4 separate regions of the Homo sapiens genome follow, and all the other regions are linked to region 4. Evidence: chromatin contacts called from ENCODE Hi-C or POLR2A ChIA-PET data. All regions are on one chromosome and are shown on one strand. Each heading gives the region's core, a stretch centred on a gene start or an enhancer-like site at or near the end of the contact. The rest is flanking DNA. Distances are from core to core; before and after follow the strand shown. Region 1 has its middle 180 kb from the start of LINC01235. Region 2 holds the start of TTC39B (tetratricopeptide repeat domain 39B). Region 3 has its middle 140 kb from the start of LINC01235. Region 4 holds the start of NFIB (nuclear factor I B).

Region 1 (2,700 bases), core at 163-2,662, 710 kb before region 4:
GCGTCCTTGAGAATTGGCAAAAATTCAAAGGAAATGGATTTTAAAAGAAAATATTTAAAAATAAAGTGATAGCATAGTGTAACTTTCTTTATTGGAATGAGGGAAAACCCACTAAAATATAAAGCTACTTCAAGCAGAAGAGTATTTTCATCTTATTGCTTTCTTAGTGACCACACCCATCTCATTTTCTTACCTGGCTCAGTACCAGGCCCAGAGGGAGAGGTTTTAAATTTTTATTTTTTTTAATTGAAAACGGATGCTGCACCTTGTTTTTCAAGCCTGCATTTTTCATCAGAAAGAAAAAAAAAAGAACACCTCGCCAAGTATTAGTTTGTTACCTATGCAACCACATAAAACCTAGGAATCAAAACTTGGCATTCAGCTTTATAGACAGTCACACTGGAAAAATCAAGAAAGTCCCAAATAAGTTTGTTGTCTTCCCAGGACATCTCATTTCAAATTGTGTGTCTGATTCTCTCATCCATCTTCTCTACAGAGTTTCTTTTGGCGTTATATTTCCTGTATTGTCAGAAACGAAGCTACATTTAAAAGGTTAAATCAAATAAACCCAGCTACAAAAGGGTTTATAAAATAATCATAGTTGTGAACAGCAAGGAAAGAGGACAACCACTAAAACCATAAAGGGAATCCTTCATGGATGGCCGTGCTTTAAAGTTCACATGAGCTATGTAACATTAGATGCTTTTAAAATTCAGAGGACAAAGTACAGGCATGTTTGTGCATTTCTCTTTCATTTGACAAGTTTTTTTTAGTTAGGTCTGGACCAGATACTCTCTGCTGCTTGCACATGTGTAATTGAGGAGTTTGCTTTGGTAATGTTTTCCACTTTCAAACTTGTGTACTATCAAGAGGTAAGAACAATCCCACCTCCTTCTAAACCCCAAAGTGACACCAAATTCCGGCTTGATCTCCTCAGTGTCAGAACCAGCATCCATTTGAAATATTGTCCAAGCAACTTACTGGTATCTTGGGAAGCTGTTAATCACAGACTGCCCTGCCTTCTGTGAAACTGACAGCATTTGGAAGGCTGCTGGGCACACTAAATTTAAAAGTAAATGTTTGGCAGCTTCAGCCGTCCTCAAGTTTGGCAAGGAGAGTATAATCAACAAAGGGGCATTACTTTTAATTGTATTTAAAAATATAAGTCCCTGCAGTATCCAGAGCTGTGTGCTCTGAGAGGCCCTTGTGCTGTTTGCCCCTTTGCACCAGGGGGGATGCAGTTTATACAAGCAGGCTTTGTTTTAATTAGTGCAGCAAGCAGCCTCCCTCCCCACCTCCTCCTTTCAATGCTTCCAGTTTACAATTGTCCATAACCCCCTCAGCTAAAAATTGTTACCAAGAAAAATTCCACAGAAACCAAAAGAAAAGGGCCAGCAGAGACTGTGCTTTTAAAGAGCTTTTCCAGACTGACTCGGCAGAGCTGTCTGCAGGGAGTGAGTCGCTGAGCTATTATTACTCCAATGGGTTTCAGCTCCGGGGATGTCCCCCAAGGTTAACAAGATAGTTCCGTTAAAAATAACATTAAATTCTTCTCCCTACCCCTTCCCCCAAAAGGGGAAAAACAACAACATGCCCACCTTTTAATAACATTAAGGATCTGGTTTAAAGTGACAAAAGCCAGAAAATTCTAATTTAAGGGGGTTAGAATTCTATCTCCAAGCCACGTCTTTGAGGACGAATAAAATCCAGACTTAATGAGGTGAGTTAAGGATAAAGTGCCAGCTTTAACCCAGCATTACAGAGCTTTTGTGCCTCCTGAGGCAGGCTCTTCTGAATGTTGAAGCAGTAGATAGCAAAAATTAGTGTTTAAAAGAGAAACAACTTAAGGTGGGATGAGAAGCACATTGTATGAAATCGTAGTCTTGGACAAACGTTGTTTTACGTTTAGCAAAGAAAAGCACTTGGTTCTTGCGCGCTGATCAAAACCTTTGTCATCTGATTAGTTGTGCGAAGGATTTTTTTGTGCTGCATCTTTTTCCTTTTGATTTTCAACATTGCACACACCCACAAATTCAAGTCTTCATTTTCATTGAAATCATGTTGAACAATCACTCCTTTTATTCTTTAATTAAAAAAAGAGATGCTCAGGAGGGAAGATTTTGTAAAGTATTTGAAATTCATGCTTTGTTGGACCACTGGATTATAAAAGCTGTGAAGGTGTCATTAGAGACTTCGCATAATCAGTGACTGGGTATAGATCAATATCACTCACTCATTTCCAGGACAGAGACTGGTTTGCGACCTGTGTTCACAGTTTCCTTCAAGGTATACAACCATGTGGAGAAAGGACTTCTCAAATTAGGATTTTAAACTGAAGTATTTTCAGGTTAAAATGTTTACAGTCTTAAACTACTTTGATTCCATTATATTTGTGCATATTTTTAAAATATAAAATTTAAGCGTTTTTGAGAAGAAATACTATGTACTCGTGTGATATCAAATAAGCCTCATTTATTCACTTGGAAAATGAATATAATTTTTAGGCAATTATCAGTGTAATTTTTTTCTCCCTATTAAAAAAGAAAATTTCTGTTTCTTGTTTGCCTCTTTCTAACTTGTTTGTTGTAAACATCTCAAACTGACCTTTTAAACTCTAATTTTATGCTGAAATGAATATTTCCATTACTCCCAACACTGATATATCCATGGAGCTAAAGGAAAAAAGCCCATTTCCTACAT
Region 2 (2,700 bases), core at 1-2,500, 990 kb after region 4:
TGTCTCTCTGTCATGCAGAGGAGCTGTAGTTCAGTTTTTGTTTTTTGTTTATTTTACGGAGCACATTTAAAGTATAGTCTTCCTTGTCAGGAGATTCCTGGCACTAAAGAGATGGACGGGAAACTTAACCGCCTCCTCCAGATCGTCCACTATTGCATCATTTGAAACCAAAGCCTTCTAAAGGCAGCGACTCGCACAATTCAAGTCAGGTAAGATGGCAGGAACAGCAGCTGTGGGTGCTGGCTGCTGCTGGAGCCTCGGTCTCAACTTCAAGAGCAGGGAGAGCGCTGTCTCTGGAGTTGCCAGGTGCTGAAATGAATAGTCAATAAATCAACAGGTCCGGCGCGCTAGCCCCTGGGTGCTCAGGCCCGGGCGCGCCACGACTGAAGGAGTGGCTAATTACTCAAACACAGTTGAAACCAAAGGAGGCCGGAGTCGGTTCTCAAAGTGGTTTCCCTCCGGCCACCACCGACTCTGAGGACCTGCTAGGGGAAGTGTCCCGGCCCCGTGGAGGGAGAGGGAAGCACCACAGCCTGGGCTGCGGCTCTAGCCCTCCAGCCCCAGCCCCTGGCAGCCCTGCCCTGCTGTCGCGGCAGGTACCCCTCTACTCATTGTTCCTCAGGCTGCCCCCTCTTTTCATCAATCGTAAGCCTTTCGGTTCTGCCACCAGGAAACTTCCATAGAAGGTGAGATTCCCAGGTCGAGGGATGATTCCACGAACACCCAGAGAGCCAGTGCCAGGACTTCAGGGTCAGACTTCGTAAAGCCCAGGCGTCGCTGGGCCGGCCCGGAACAGCTCAGAGCTGCGGGTCCTATGGTCCCGCGCCCTCACGCCCATCCAAGTGCTGGCAGGACGTGGGTCCTCCATCCCCACGACTCGCGGGGCCGGCGCTCCGAACCTCGGCACTGCGTCCGCTCCGCGCGCCGCAGGGACCCTCCTAGCTCCAGCGGGGACAGACCTACCAAGGCCGGGCGCCCCCACCCGGCGCCCGCCAGCCCACCCCAGAGAGGGGACCAAGGGGGCGGGGCCTCGGCCGTCCTAGCCGGGCTCACTCTTCTCTCCCGGACTCCTGTCCAGGGCTTCAGGGGCCGGGCCCGCAATCCCCATCGGATCGTACCTCGTCCGCTTCCAGCTCCGCTCGGCTGCCTAAGAGCGCCATATTCCTCCTCTGGCTGCTGCCACCCAAAAACCAAGCAGGGAACTCAGAGCCGACTCCTGCTCTCGGCTCTGGGCTCAGCCCAGCGCAAAGGAGGGCAAAAGGGGACGGCCCGGCGCTCCCTCCGGGTCTCGGGCGGGGCCTGAGTGCAGCTACTCGATTTCCCCGCCCCCGGAGCCGGCAGGCCAGCACAGCATCCATTTCCTCCCCGGACGCCGCGCCGCTGGCCGGGCCACTTGCCCGGCCCCCAGCGGGCGGCAGCCCCGCCCAAGTGGGTGGAGTCACCTCCCAGATAAAGTTTCCCGGTCTGGCACGCCCTCTGGGAGGGTTTCCTAAGCTTTCCTGCCGCCTGTTCTCTGCGGTGGCTGGGCACACCTGGAAAGAAGCTAGAGAGCGCGGGCATGACGAAGCCAAGGTCAAAGCAGCGCCCCACCTGGGGTCCGTGGAAGCATCCACCTGGTCTTTGGTCCGGTGCCAGTCCTTTTCCCTCGCCAGGTGGCCACCGCATCTCGCAGATGGTGTGGCCTGAGGGCAGCCTTGGGTCACGGTCACTGGTCCCCGAGAGGCCTCTGACACACCACCCACCTGGACTGTAGGTGGAAGGACTCTGCTTGCTTCTGTGTTCAAAAAATAGAAAAAAACGCGGGACAGAGATTTATACATATTGGAACTCCTCTACTTCCCCCTACCCGGACAGTGTATTCTCCCCATAGCATCCTGTATTTTGTAACTCCAAACATAGGTGTATAATTCGTGCTTGAACTATAAACTCCATGGGGGTAGGATGCTATCTGTCCTCTTCAAGACTGTATCCCCAACACCCAGAACAGTGTCTTGCACATCGTAGGTGCTCAACAGATATTTGTTGGCTGAGTTTAGAAACTGAACCTTGCTTCTGACATGTAAAATAACTGGAAAATTAAAAGCTAGATCTTTAAGAGTTTGGGGGAGAGAGGTCAGATTTACTTTACATACAGAAAAATGCACCAAGTTAAATGTGTGATTCAGTGACAAGTGTTTACAAAGCATCCCAGTCATAATATAGAACATCCTGAAAAGTTTTCTGTGACCCTTTGCTGTCAATTTCCTACCTCCGCTCCCTAGCCTCTGTCAATCACTGATCTGCTATCAACATCGATTTGCCTTCTCTAGAATTTCATATAAATTTAATTAGAGCATGTGGTCTTCCATGTCTGGCTCATGAAAGGCTATTTAATAGTCATCCAGTGATAACTGTAAAAACAGCTAATAGTTCTTGAGTCCTTACTATGTGCCAGGACTCTACTGAACCTCTTGCATATAGTATTTCATTTATTCTTCATAACCCCATAAAGTAGGGTGCTGTTCTCTTTCAGATGAGTAAACTGAGGCTCAGAGAGTTCAAGTAATATGCCTGAGGCCAGACAGCAGTTAAGTAAGTAGGGATGCCAGCATCTGAACCCCAGCAGTCTAACTCTAGGGCCTAGCTGATAACCATTGCTTTGTACTGTACTGGCTCTAGCCACCCTCCCTCTCTTTCTTTCTGTGTCAGTAGAGCAGTTGT
Region 3 (2,700 bases), core at 175-2,674, 740 kb before region 4:
TTTGCAGTATCCCGTTGTCCAAACTCAATATTTCATTCAGACTAAAAGTTAGACTTTACTTGCTTTATGAACTAAGTTCATTTCTGTCCACTCACGCTTTTGGCATCTGATCCTGTTTGTGTTTCTGGTTTGAGTTTTTAAACTTTCTTCTGGGTTTTAAAAGTTCATTATAACCAAACTTACTACGGACAAAACAGTAATACTTTGTGGTAGAAGATATGAAGATTCACTATAAACTATTCCCAAGTGTAAGGCCATAGGAAAAAAAAAACCTAATTCTCACTACCATTCCCAACAGTCACCATACATATCCATGCTAAATTATAATTACAATTTTTGACCCCAAAGTTGTGGCATCCTAGTTTTAGTAGATTGAGCTCTTTCTGGTTTGTGCCGAGCATCTGGCTTGTAGATGAACTTTGTCATTTCTGTATTTTCTAAAAGCCTGTAAAAACAAACATGCTATTTCCCTCATTGCAGTAATGTCCATTAGAAAACACAAAGCAAACTGTATTTTCAACCAAGCACATGGATTGCCTGCAGTTTCCTCTCATTGGGGTTTGTTCTTCCTCCATCACAGTTGTGAGAAGGCTGTGTGTGATCAGTATTTTTGTCCTATCTCTATGAAAGATGACTTTCACATTCTCCAGTTTGGGCTGGTCACTGATGAAGTCACTGCTGGAAATGGCTCAGCCGTGCTGGGCAGCAGAGGGGGCAGATGTCTTTCTGTTTTATTCTTCATTTTTAATGTGCCCCGTGGCAAGCCTTAGTTCCTTCTCTCTGTTGGTCTTGAACCTTTACCTTTATTCTTCGCTTACTCCCATTGTTTTTTTTTCCTGCTGTCACTTACGGTGGGCTCGGGGAACAATGTTGCAGGAACATAGAGCTTTTGAGGGAAATGTAAATCGCCGGCGACACTGAGTCCCGTCTGTTTTCTCATCGGAAAGCAGCATTTCAGAGAGCTGAACTGGCGACACTGCTTGGCGAAGACACGCCGAGTTCAGGAATATTCCCTGTTCCCAGGCCCTGGTTGTGTCGAAGTGGGACTTTCTGAAGAGGGGGCACTCTGGGAGAGACGGGAGCAAAGGGGCACTTTCAGAAGCAGATGCTCCTGGCTTCGGAAGGAAAGCTGCTCTAATCGGAGTTCAGCCGTCTAGCAGACAATCCACAGCTTTGGAGAGAGACAAACAAAAAAGAGTCTCTTAGTCTAGTGCATAAATGTAAGAGGCTTGTCTTAAGTGTGTGTGCAGGACTCTAGCAGGGCTAAAAATGTTATGCAGAGTTTAAAGTGAGGCATTGTTTAGGTTTTAATGAAGGCAACCAATTTTTAACAACAGAAGTTCTGTTGCTGAATCCCCCTCCCCTTCGCCCTCAACATTCAGTTCCTCTGCCCCTGCACCTGCTTTCATTTTTGGCTTCTTGGCACTGATGTTCACAGAGACATCAGCTGGCAGTGGCAAACCGCTAAAAGCTCCCCTGCAATGCAGCTCTGCAAATGCCAGCCATTTATCCACTGGTGCATGCCAGCTTAACGTAAGGTCTCCCTTTCTCCCTCCAGCCCCAGCCCCCTCGGCCCCCCAGTTTTACTTCCAAATGACAGTAAATGATCCAAAGTGAGCAGTGGTTTGGCCCTTTGAGTATCCATTAAGTGTGGCCACATCTATTTGCTGCATCTATTTGCTGTGATTATAATATTTTGATCCAAAGAGTGTTGCAGAAAATTTAGATGACAATACTATTTCTTCTGTTCAATAAAGAGCTATTGGCCCACAGGCTCATTTCTCTCTCCCCAGCAGATGGTGGGATAGTTTCTTGAGGTCTCTTTGACTTGAAATAGCCTTTTTGTTTTTGTTGCTTATTGAGAGCCAGTTGCCCCAAATTTATTGAATAAAGACATCCACTTTTCAGTTTAAGCTAAGCTCCAATAGATAAATACTGACTTGGAATTGGGGACTGATGGACAAGCTGGAAAGGCAAAGGGGCTGTTGGAAGTTAAGTATTCAGCACAAGGCTTTGCAGTTTCAAAAACGATGCTTTTAAGTTCTCCATTCACCACAACAATTCTGGCTGTATACTGAGAGAGTGTGAGAAATCTGTGAGAAATTCGACATATATTTATTTTTCTTGGAAATTAGAGAATATCTTCACAGTGTACACTCTGAAGGGCTTTTGTTTTGTTTTGTTGTGTTTTTAATGATCTAAACCATCTGGGGAGTTGATAAAGGATGTGATTTTTACAAGCTGAGTTAGCAAAGCCTATTGCTAAATCCCAAACCTTTATCCAGCCTACAGATAAAACCAGGGTGGGAGAGCTTCCCTTCCAGCTCTGAAACACTATGATCCCACGTATGCCAAATGTTTTAGTATCTGGGTGGTAAGAAAAATAGAGAACTGACTAAGGGAGCCTGGCCCAAGGATCCAGAAATGGACATTACTTTTTCTTCTTCTTTTTTTTTTTAAGATTGGTGGAGATCACAAATTTCCAGAAAATGTGTCTGAAAAATAAGCCAGCATCATATTTTATCTGGGGCCTTTATGGTCTTTTTTTATCCAGGGACAGGAATTAGCACTTGCCAGTATTTCTTAGTCATCTACTTCTCAAATCTGGAGTCCAAAACCTGTCTTATAATACTAGACACAGCAGGTTCCCACGTAGAATTACAGAAGTGCTTTAATTGTACCAGTCGTCTTGCAATAACC
Region 4 (2,700 bases), core at 100-2,599:
AAAGGAACACGTTCTAAAAACTCCTTAACAATCACCAAGACCAACTAACTCGTGTCAACGTAAATACTGCCTTTGTGGTGCGGTCACTAGAAACCCCAAAGTGCAGCAGGTCACTATGGACCAGGGTTTCAGATCCCCAAATAAAGCAAAGGAATGGGTCCCCGGACCACAACCTCCGACTCGATTCGTCGCCCGCCCACCGCCTGCAGCGCAGTCCAGCGGCGCCCACACAGACTCGTGCTACAGTCCCCTCGCCCAAGTTCACTGGCTGTTTTTAAAAGCTTAGTCCCCCGTAAAGTCCTCCAAAGCCCGAGTCCACCTCAACGCGCGAGCTGCTGAGAGGGGCTACGGGCACCCCGGGCGGGGATGCCGCACCACAACGGGCACTTGAGGGGCCGCACGGGGCCTCGCACTTACAGGTCCCGGCCCTGCCCACCCCCCGGCGGCCTTGCCCGGCCCAGCGCCCGCGCTCCGTGCCCAGGGCGCGGGGCTGGGCGCTCGCAGTGGCCGTGGCGAGGGGCCGCTCCCGGCTCCCACGCCGCCCCGCGACGCCCGCTGCAACTCCGGGCCACTTCTCCAAGGGACGGGGATGTGCGGAGGTTAACTCAAGCCGCTAATTGTCCGCAACAAAACAAAACAAAGGCATTTCGGGCCAGAGAGAAAGCTCGAGAAAGCGACCGAGACATGTACCTGAGTGAGACAGATGGGAGAATACATCATGACTTCGCCTTAAAACGCACTTTCCGGGAGATGCCCAAGAAAATCTTCGAGAAGCAAGAATTTCATCTATTCATTTTACAGTCATCTGAGCCCCGCGATGCGATCAATCAGGACGGGGCTCTGCGCTGGATCACCGCAACTTCACAACAAACCCAGTCCTCCTTAAATAGCCAAAGATTCAAGTTCACTCGGCGTGCTAGATTTCCAGGGGTGAAATCCAATCTACACTTTTAACCCTCTTGCAGTCCGAGCGCGCTGGCCGTGCTTGCCGAGGCCGCCGCCGCCGCCGGTGTTGGCTGCTTTTCGCCTGGGTTTGGGGATTTGTTTTCTATTTTGCAGTTGTTGTTGTTGTTGGGGTGTAGGGGGTGCGCGAAGGTTCGGTGTGGGTTGGATTGGGGTGGTGGTTGGTGGTAAAATGCTTTTTCAAAAAAGGCGGGGAGGGGGGCGCGGGAGGGCGCAGGAGGGCGAGCGGGCGGGCGGGAGGGAGAGCGGGGAGAATGTGTCACCGCGCTGGGAAAGTTCAAGGTTACAGCCCCAAGCACTGCGGCAGGATCCCGGAGTGGTGATCGCAGGCGAAACTTTGCCGCGAGCCGACCATGTGTGTGCGCGAGGGGCAGCGTGAGCGAGTGCGCGCGGGTGGCGGGGCGCGCGCGGGAGAGGGCCGGGGTGGGGGCGGGGTGGGATGGGGGAGAAGGGAGAGGCCGGGGTGAGGGAGGGGGCGCGAGCGCTGATCTCTGGGGCGGAAGAGGCTCGCGGCGCGTGGTCCCCGGCAGCAGCAGCCGCCGCCGCCCGCGCCGGGTCTTCGGCGCCCGGCCGCCCGCCCGCCCGCCTCGCCCCGCGTCTGACCCGGCCGAGCGTGGAGGCTGCTGTTGCCGCCGCTGCCCAGAGCCCAGGGGTATCAAAACGATCTCCTGAAAAATTCCAAACGATAAATCCCGCTCTCCCGCTCGGCTCCAAACTCCTCTCTTTTCTGCTCTAGGCTCTTTTTTTTCCCTCCCTCTCTTGCTTTCTTTCGTTGCAAAACTTGGAAGTTGAAAAATTCACCGGTTCCACCCTCTGGACCCCGCTCGAGCTCTCTCCAAATCAGACTTAAGGATTGTTTTATTATTTAATTACACAATCATCGCTTTACTCCTCCTCCTGCAAACGCGCATTCCTTTTGCACCAGCCTCTCCACACCCCCCGCCCCCCCACCTTCCTCCTCCTCCTCCTTCTCCTTCTCTCCCCCCACCTCTCCCTCATTTGTTAAAGGTATCCTACCGGTGCTACAGAACCATGACTTTTTTTTTTTTTCCAAAATAGCTCTTCTTTCCGCTGCCCTCCCCACACCAGCACACACATACACACCCCCGAAAACCCGCCCTGGAAGAGGTATTTCGGTGCTCGCTGCGGACTCTTTTAAGCCGCGGGAACATCCGAGTGGGAGAAGCACCGAAACCGTCTGAGCCCGAGAAAGGAACGAGTGGAAAATTCCCTCACACCCAGGCCGCCCCCAGGCCGGGGCTGGGGCGCGGACACTCGCACCCGGGGCGGGCTCAGTCCGCGGAGCCTGCGGCTGCCGGGAAAAGGGGGAGGCCGAGCAGGCGGGGACCTGAGCGAACTTGGGCTCAAGTAGTTGGGGCGCGCCGGCGTGGACCAGGGGGGTGCGGCGCCCAGCCCCCGACGGCCCCGCCCGGAGCCCGGGTTCGCGGATAGGGAGGGGGTGCGGGTTCGTCCCGGGTCTGCCCACCAGGGGCCCGCACCCGAGGCAGTCGCGGCGCGCGGCGCTTCGCCGCGGTTTGCCGCCCTCCCCGGGGGTGCCCCGTGCACGTGGCCTCGCTCTGAGCGGGAGGACCGGGCCGAGCCGCCGCCGCCGCCTCTTGCTCCCTCCACCTCCTCCCCGCGCCCGGCTTCGCTCTCCTCCTCCTCCTCCTGCAGCCCCGCTGGCTGGCTCCCAATCCCCACCCCCCGGGGCCCGGGGCGCCGGCGGAAAGCGTCTCC

Evidence for each region. Hi-C counts contacts between places; a loop is a spot of excess contacts on that map. ChIA-PET counts read pairs that join two places held with the same protein, here RNA polymerase II (POLR2A). Pooled maps may share reads with other maps.
Region 1: a map of chondrocyte shows a loop between it and region 4 (1.8-fold over the local background). The contact joins the enhancer-like site here to the promoter of NFIB in region 4. A Hi-C loop is called at or near these places in 1 of 168 maps with a recorded cell type or tissue (chondrocyte) and 6 of 50 pooled maps. POLR2A ChIA-PET finds 5 or more read pairs at or near these places in 1 of 52 experiments (AG04450).
Region 2: a map with no recorded cell type shows a loop between it and region 4 (5-fold over the local background). The contact joins the promoter of TTC39B here to the promoter of NFIB in region 4. A Hi-C loop is called at or near these places in 8 of 37 single-sample maps with no recorded cell type and 13 of 50 pooled maps. POLR2A ChIA-PET finds 5 or more read pairs at or near these places in 1 of 52 experiments (K562).
Region 3: a loop to region 4 is called in a map of heart left ventricle, with 4 times the contacts of the local background. The contact joins the enhancer-like site here to the promoter of NFIB in region 4. A Hi-C loop is called at or near these places in 5 of 168 maps with a recorded cell type or tissue (cardiac septum, endothelial cell of umbilical vein, heart left ventricle and 1 more) and 9 of 50 pooled maps.

The regions. Positions count from the first base shown.
Region 1 is chr9:13,606,924-13,609,623 of GRCh38, forward strand. No RefSeq gene overlaps it. Among named protein-coding and RNA genes, the nearest start is that of LINC01235, 180 kb to the left of the region's middle. Within about 2 kb of position 1,413, at least 5 of the 41 ENCODE cell types and tissues checked have a DNase peak (open chromatin) inside an H3K27ac peak, as active enhancers do.
Region 2 is chr9:15,305,966-15,308,665 of GRCh38, forward strand. TTC39B (tetratricopeptide repeat domain 39B) reads right to left here and starts at 1,251. Exons shown (of 20, transcript NM_152574.3): 1 at 1,119-1,251. The coding sequence starts at 1,160. RefSeq lists enhancers at 1-452, 1,016-1,578 and silencers at 816-1,135, 1,166-1,505.
Region 3 is chr9:13,567,972-13,570,671 of GRCh38, forward strand. No RefSeq gene overlaps it. Among named protein-coding and RNA genes, the nearest start is that of LINC01235, 140 kb to the left of the region's middle. Within about 2 kb of position 1,425, at least 9 of the 41 ENCODE cell types and tissues checked have a DNase peak (open chromatin) inside an H3K27ac peak, as active enhancers do; they include endothelial cell of umbilical vein, heart left ventricle and heart right ventricle, where a contact is called at or near this core.
Region 4 is chr9:14,312,792-14,315,491 of GRCh38, forward strand. It overlaps NFIB (nuclear factor I B), which reads right to left and starts at 1,350. Exons shown (of 11, transcript NM_001190737.2): 1 at 691-1,350. The coding sequence starts at 720. RefSeq lists a silencer at 759-1,053.